Linked DNA regions of Homo sapiens: region 1 is linked to region 2. A link is an interaction called in ENCODE POLR2A ChIA-PET data of the cell type or tissue named here. Cell type or tissue: OCI-LY7. All regions are shown on one strand.

Evidence for each region. Peaks named below come from ENCODE experiments on the same cell type or tissue, not always from the same donor. Only the 100,000 strongest peaks of a DNase experiment are listed, where the experiment ranks them.
Region 1: POLR2A ChIA-PET joins it to region 2 with 5 read pairs; 1 of 35 experiments calls an interaction of 5 or more read pairs at or near these places.

What each region holds. Positions count from the first base shown.
Region 1 is chr13:39,595,201-39,599,200 of GRCh38, forward strand. All of the region lies in intron 2 of LHFPL6 (LHFPL tetraspan subfamily member 6), which reads right to left. Among named protein-coding and RNA genes, the nearest start is that of LHFPL6, 6.0 kb to the right of the region's middle. In OCI-LY7, no CTCF peak of the experiment used is centred here; DNase peaks (open chromatin) are centred at 1,781, 2,051 and 2,781; H3K4me3 peaks cover 2,923 bases; H3K27ac peaks cover 3,536 bases.
Region 2 is chr13:41,000,626-41,004,625 of GRCh38, forward strand. All of the region lies in intron 1 of ELF1 (E74 like ETS transcription factor 1), which reads right to left. Among named protein-coding and RNA genes, the nearest start is that of ELF1, 17 kb to the right of the region's middle. In OCI-LY7, a CTCF peak has its summit at 3,043; no DNase peak of the experiment used is centred here; H3K4me3 peaks cover 2,994 bases; H3K27ac peaks cover 4,000 bases.

The DNA.
Region 1 (4,000 bases), 1.4 Mb before region 2:
TTTATTAATTCCTCAACATCCTTGCTTTTAATAAATCCTGAGCTTAGAGTGCATGCTCTCACTGGTGCTCACTGTCAGCCGCCTGTAGTGTATCTTCCTTTCTTTCCTTTTTTTTGAGACAGAGTCTTGCTCTGTCACCCAGGCTGCAGTGGCACAATCTCGGCTCACTGCAATCTCAGCCTCCTGGGTTCAAGCGATTCTCATGCCTCAGCCTCCAGATTAGCTGGAACTACAGGCACACGCCACCACATCTGACTAATTTTCGTATTTTTAGTGGAGCCAGGGTTTTGTCATGTTGGGCAGGCTGGTCTCGAGCTCCTGGCCTCAGGTGATCGGCCTGCCTTGGCCTCCCAAAGTGCTGGGATTATGGGTGTGAGCCACCGCGCCCAGCATGCATCTCCCTTTCATTCCTTCCTGGCTGGCAAAGCCCCACTCCCACTGTTTCACCATGTAGGCCTCCATCTGAAGCTTGCTCCTTTATATTATCAGTGTTCGTGGTTGTGATGAAAGGCATGGTCTGTGGCCCTAAAAAGTATGACCACTGAGCAAGAGTTTCTCATCTTCTTCCCCAAAGGTGCTGAAGACCAGGAGATCTTTTCATTAGTCAAAGCTGATTTAAGTGCCATTCTACCTTGCAGGAGAAATTCAGAAGGACTGGCTCCTAGTGTGCCCTTCTGGCCTAATCATTCTATGTTTCCAAGATGTACATGACTGTACAGAGTTGGCCAAGGGACGTCCAGGACCATCCCTGTGATCTATAGTACGGTCTTCCTATCTTTCAATTAACAATTTCTTACTGAAAATCCACTGCATGCAAACTTCAGAAGTTGTATTAAGGTCTTATTTTGAATACTTCATATCCAAAATCTTGTGTCTGGTATAAAAAATGATAAATAAAAGGAAATGTTATATATAATTCATATATTATAACATATATATGTATGTATCTATATATAATATGCACTGAGAGAGAACTGCAGACAATTTGTTGTGACAAGAACTAAGAGAAATGGAACAAGAATGTGCTAAATCAATACCAAACTACAGCAGCAGACCCCCTTTATAGCTCAATTTTAGAGAGGTTTATAGCAGATTATGACACAACTACACTTTAACTCAGTTCTGAAAGTAAGCCATCTACCAGAAGTCTCATCTTCTTAAATAGGAAATGGTTAACTCAGAACATGGTTTTCAAGGTGTCATCTCTGAACCAGCAGCAGCAGCATCACCTGAAAACATGTTAGACGTGCAAACTATCAGGTACTCCACCAAATCTACTGACAGAAATTCTGCAATCCGTGTTTTAAAAGGTCCCACAGGTGATTCTGATGCATACTAGAGTTTAAAAACTGCTGGCTAAAAACTCAAGACAACTCACCTGGACCTTCTATCATAGGTTAGAGTGAGCCAAATAAAACAAGAGTAGTTATTATAGTAATCTATAAGGCATAATTTAAAAAAAAAAAAAGAGCCCTGCCTGCTTCCCCAAGTGACCTAAGAAGAAGTCTCTACATTTCTTTAAATTAGAGCAACTGTTTTCAGTTAAGACACTGTCACAGAAAGCCACTATGCCCATTAATATGCCAACACTCATTATTTAGCTTATTACTCAGCTGTCACTTGGCAGAGAGCTTGGATATAAAGAAAAGCATAACGTGGCATATCATATGACAGGTCAGGTTTACAGTAAAGCAAGGGAACAAGAGTCCCAAGCAGTCTCCCTCAAGTCATGAAAGACAGGCCCAGGTGGAACTCTACAGTAAGGAGACTCTGAAAAGGCAATGACGCTTTCATAACATAGAGCAAGGGATGCTCAAAGAAACATTCTGACATCATTACTGTCTTCAGCAGCACTTAACTGTCTATTAGTTGAGATGATCTCCGGCTTCTTAGAACAGAACAGTGTCTAAGCAGGAAAGGTAATGGTTTACTGCTGATTAGCATTCCACACGCATTTCATATGTATATATGACTAACGATCAAACTAAACATGGAATAATATAAATATGGGACTCTCTTTGGTACTTCCTCATTACTGCACCAGCAGTTTCTTAAGATGAAATGTACACATTCAGATTCTGACATTTGCAAGCACCACCTGACAGAACTTAACAAATACGCTTAATATGTCTTTACAACATTCTTACGTGTATCATTTGCAGGGCATGTAAATCTTACTAATACGTGCACCAAAAAGTTTGATATTAATTTTTTAAAATTCTGTTAAAGTCCTTAATGACTAAAACGGTATTTGAAAGCACACAATTTTATATTCACCAATCAAAAACATTAAAGCCTCTATTTTCTCCTAGCATCCTTACCACACTATATACATGTTAACATTTTTATTTTACATTGTATTTCCCCACAGCCTTTCTACATGCCTTTTAAAAACTCAGTTGAGGGTAACTCAACCCACACTGGTTCTTTAAAGTTAGACATAAACATACCTTATAATATGAAATGGAGATGGTGGCAATTAAAGTTTCTGTACAGATTACCACAGGAAAAGTGATAGTCACTGACTCCTTGAGGTATTCCTACTATAGGTAGAAAATATCCATGTATGGCAGCCCCATTTTACATTGCTCTATCAGTTGACAGCTGACATTTTAACCTCTAACCAACCATAGCAAGAAGATTCAGAATTAAGTTTGACAATTTGTCCTTTAACTTGTTCCAAAGTACTGCAGGGGTTTTACTGCCTGATGTTATACCATATGTACAAACTCTAGACACAGCAGGCGGGGTTAAGCAGGATGCCTCTGTATTTTGCCATTCTCCTGTTTCCTGTTGTTTTTGGAGCAGCCTAACTTTAGCTAAACATAACCCTCCTGGGCATATCATTTTTAGCAGGAGAATCTGCCTCATAGCAAAGTTCCCTGTATGTTGATTACATTTCTGAAGCATGGCAGTCTATGAGATTCATAGAACTCACTGGTTTGGCATTCTGCCGAGTCTTTATGAAACCCAACTCATCATAGGAAAAATTTATTGAAATAAAATTACTTACTGCATAAGTTTTTGTGAATAAAAACCCAAACAATTATGAAATGAACAAGCTACCTAGGGAATTCTTTTTGAAACTTTTTTTTTTTTGGTCATCTGGTCTCCATTAAGTAACAGTGATAAACAGCAGATTCTTTAAAACTTTTTCCATATTTCAAGTTATTTTTTAATTCTAAATTTACTGTTATCTTTGGTAATGGGTATGTTTACTTGTGCCCTCGAGAGGTGAGATTCTGTAAAACCCTCTTAGATTTTACATCCAGAATTATTTTTGCCAGTATGAGAAATATTTTTGAGAAATTAGAGAATATCAGCTGCTACTAACAAATTTTATTTATCTTTATTTATTTTATTTATTTATTTTGAGACAGAGTCTTGCTCTGTCGCCCAGGCTGGAGTGTAGTGGCCCAATCTCAGCTCACTGCAAGCTCCACCTCCTGGGTTCACGCCATTCTCCTGCCTCAGCCTCCGAAGTAGCAGGGACTACAGGCGCCCACCACCACGCCTGGCTAATTTTTTTGTATTTTTTAGTGGAGACCGGGTTTCACCGTGTTAGCCAGGATGGTCTCGATCTCCTGACCTCGTGATCCACCTGCCTTGGCCTCCCAAAGTGCTGGGATTGCAGGCGTGAGCCACCGCACCCGGCCAGCTGCTACTAACAAACTATACTCTTAGCTTAATGTCAGTAACTCTTACCAAGCCAGAGTTCATGAAAAGTACTCACAAAGAAAAAAACATGGTTCTTTAAAAATATATATAATTTCCCCAATTGTCTGTCCCCTTGGGTATTCTGTAAAGTAGAACATTTAGCTCTATATAATTCAAAAAAAATCTATACATAGCTTAGGGAAGGAACCATAAATCTCATGGGTCTCAGATTCACTTCCTGTTGCCTTCCTTCATTACACGTTTAAAGATAATCAATAAAAACTGATTTCTCTTTGTAAGCATTTTCCTGTTCTGCCAGAAATAATAGCAGGCCCTGCCCTAA
Region 2 (4,000 bases):
AGATTTAAAAAAATACTTTACTATAAAGACACATCCAGGAATTGTACAATATCACAATAAGGTTTATTTATATTATTATTTACTAGCAATACCTAATGTCTAATAAGTTCTTTATGGTTTACAAAGTAAAACATGTACAGTATACTGCTTTTTATTTAATCCTTAAACATCTCTAATAACTACTGATATCTCTGCATAGATACAAAAATCTGACACGTCCTCAAGGAGATTAGGAAAGATGATAAAAATAAATCATAAAATAAATAATTAGATACAACGCAAAGAAATCTACAGATTCAATGCAATCTGTATCAACATACCAATGACATTCTTCACAGAAATAGGAAAAACACTTTTTTTTTTTTTTCTGAGACAGAGTCTCACTCTGTCGCCCAGGCCAGAGTGCAATGGTGTAGTCTCGGCTCACTGCAACCTCCACCTCCCGGGTTCAAGCGATTCTCCTGCCTCAGCCTCCCAACTAGCTGGGATTACAGGTGCCCACCACCACGCCTGTCTAATTTTTGTATTTTTAGTAGAGATGGGGTTTCACCATGTTGGCCAGGCTGGTCTTGAACTCATGATCTCATGATCCACCTGCCTCGGCCTCCCAAAGTGCTGGGATTACAGGCGTGAGCCACTGTGCCTGGCCAACATTTTTTTTTAATTATTATTTATATGAAGGCTGGGCATGGTGGCTCATGCTTGTAATCCCAACACCTTGAGATGCCAAGATGGGAGGATCACTTGAGCCCAGGAGTTTGAGACCAACCCAGGCAACATAGCAAGACTCCATCTATCTTTTTTTTAAAAAGAGAACCACATCCATATTTTGTGGAACCACAAAAGATCTCAAATAGCAAATAACAAAGCTGGAAGCACCACACTACAAGTCTTCAAAATAGAATATAAAGCTATAATAACCAAAATAGCGTGGTTGGCATAAGAACAGACATACAACGTGAGAGACCCTGTTCTAAGTGCTGGGAATACAGCAGTGAACAAACCGACCAAAATTTGTGCCCTCATAGGGCTTAGAATCTAGTGATCTTAATCACAACATTCTGTTTCCCCTCAAAATATTCTGCTTTAAAAATGTAAAGCCAGATGCAGTGGCACGCTCCCATAGCAGGGGGCTGAAGCAGGAAGATCACTCCAGCCCAACAGTTCAAGGTTGCCGTGCACTGTGATCACAACTATAGACAGCCACTTACTCCAAGCAGGGCAAAACAGCAAGACCTTGCTTCAAAGAAAAAAAAAAATGGGGATTGTCAGGCAACATAGGCTGTTATCTTAAAACCCATGAAAGAAACTTCTGTCTCTCTCGTTCAATATCTAACTCCTAGTTACAATCCAACCCCTGACAACTGGACACAGAGAATGTGACGTCTCCTACAGTAAATGGGGGACTAAGAGTTGTGGGGAGAAGTTTTTTTACCTTTCAGAGACGATCTGTGAGTATATAAGGTGAGGGGAAGGGAAAATCTGGGGGGGAAATAGGTACAGATAAATCCAAAAGGAGGCTGTTCCAGGTAAAGCTGATTTACTTAGGGGTAACCTCAACGCCTTCATTTTGATTTAATTTTGACTTTGAGCCAACTGAAATGTGACACTGTGTACTGGGATTTTTAAAAACATCCCCTTTATAAATAGAAATACCTGGAGAAGAAGAAATAATTCTTCCTATATTGTCTTTTCCTATATTTTAATAGTAGATGGCCTGCAGAAATCATATCAGGGCGAGGTGCAGTGGCTCATGCCTGTAATCCCAGCACTTTGGGAGGCCAGAGTGGGTGGATCATTTGAGGCCAAGAATTCGAGACCAGCCTGAGCAACATGGCGAGAACCCATCTCAACACAAATTAAAAATTAGATGGGCATGGTGGCATGAGCTGGTGGTCCCAGCTACTTCGGAGGCTGAGGTTAGAGCCACTTGCACTCCACAGAGCAAGACCTTACCTTAAAAAAAAAAAAAAAAAGGCAAGTCCCATCTCAAAAAAATAAATAAATAAATAAATCAGTGTCGTCTATATTCTTTTGGACAAGCACTCTTTAGGGACCTATCTGCCAGACACTTGTGGGTAAGGGAGAAGGGTAGGAAAGCAACAAGTAGCTAAGAAGACTTTCCCTACAGGCGCTTACAATCTATCAACTAAGGCAAATGCAAATCATAGTAATATGTATGCTATAGCAGAAGTGGGCAAAGTTCATTCTCCCATGTAATTCAGTAATTATTTACTATGTCCCATCTCTTAAGATTATAAGCTACTTGAAAACAAAAGACATATAATAAATTTTTCTATATATTAATAAACACAGTTTAAAAGAATATTAAGTAAAGTGTATATTAAAAAGTCAAACTAGGTCAAGATCAAAGGACCTTTTATTTTCTTAATATTTACTTACTAAAATTCTTCATTAAACAGTAAAAGATTAGTGTTTTCATATGTTTGTTTTAGCATTCTATAGAATTTCACATGATGCATGTACTTGCTTCCCAGAACCAACTGGTGGTAAGCTAAGCTTCACTGACTATTGTCAAAGTGACGTACATATATGTATTTTTCTGATCCAAACTCAGAAATACATCAACACCCCCCAACAAAGAGCACAAAAAAGGGAGGTCTGACATGTAAAAGGACACTCAAAAACCCTATAAACTATTTTCCACATGTCTACCTAAGTTTTAATAAACAAAATAACTATTTGGTTCTTCTAAAACTCCTTAAAAATTAAATTCATATAGCTTCATAATTTTTCCTTCAATCTTAAAAATTAAATCCTTAAATTTGACTTTGATCATTTAGATTTATTGTTTAAAAAGACATAGTAACTTCTATCAATTTTTGGCTGGAAAAACTGTTAATATATAAACTTTATAAGACATTCCTAGAATGGCCAGATCTAAGCTAAAGTCCTATTTGTGAAAATTATTGCTCTGTTGACAAGACGACTGCAATTTATAACCCTCCAATCACTGAGGCACAAAAAACTTGGTGACAACAGAAAATAATACAGGGAGAAGCAAAAAGTAATAAAGAGAATTATTATTTCCATTTATTCAGTGGAGATATCAGGACCACAATGAATGGCTAGACATTTTTTCCAGATTGAAGCCAAAAGTAAGAGATTTTTGATGCTTAGCGAGCTAAAATAATTAAGCTCTTCAGCTACATTTTTTAATGGACCAATATGTTATCTCCACTTTTAACTAGGATGAAAACACTAATAATTTCACTAAGATATCTCATTTCCATAAACAGCAAAAACAAACTGGGGGTGGGTGGAGCTGAAGTACAAAATAACTTTTACAATAAAATTATTTCTTAGAAATAAACCATAAAGGCAACCTGTAGAAAAGATTCACATTATAGTTCTTTAACCAGTTTATGATTCTAGAAAAAAGAAAATAAATATCAGGCATGTATTTATTCCCCCAACAAGTATTTATGAAATCTACTATATGCCATTTACTGGGTATACAAAAATAAAGATAAATAAGATATGATCCTTGTCCCAAAGTGGTTCAACATCTAAAAAGAAACAATGTAAACAGATAATTACAAAACAATGTAAATAAACAAGTCAACCAAAAGATGACAGAATGAATAGAGAGGGGTAAATACCTGTGAGAACCTGAAAAAACTTCATAAGGAAGTAACATGTTACTTATTTCTAAAGAAATAGCCCACATCTGTTTTTTTCCAAGGAGAGAGAACATGAAAGGAAAGGGGGTGGGGGATATTCTGGGAAGAATAAGCAAAGGTGACCCTAAAAGTTAAAATCACTGAGAAACAGGTAGAATAGGAATTTAATGAAAACAAACCTTTTCCCTAACATTAGGGATACAGGATCTACCATCAGAACACCTGCATTCAAGTTGTAGTTGAACATCATTTACTAACTGTATTTTCTTAGATAAGTCAACCTCTATAACTTTCCATTTCATCTTTCATCTTGAAGTTGTACCAAGTAAGAATTTACTTGGTAAACTACAAAATGC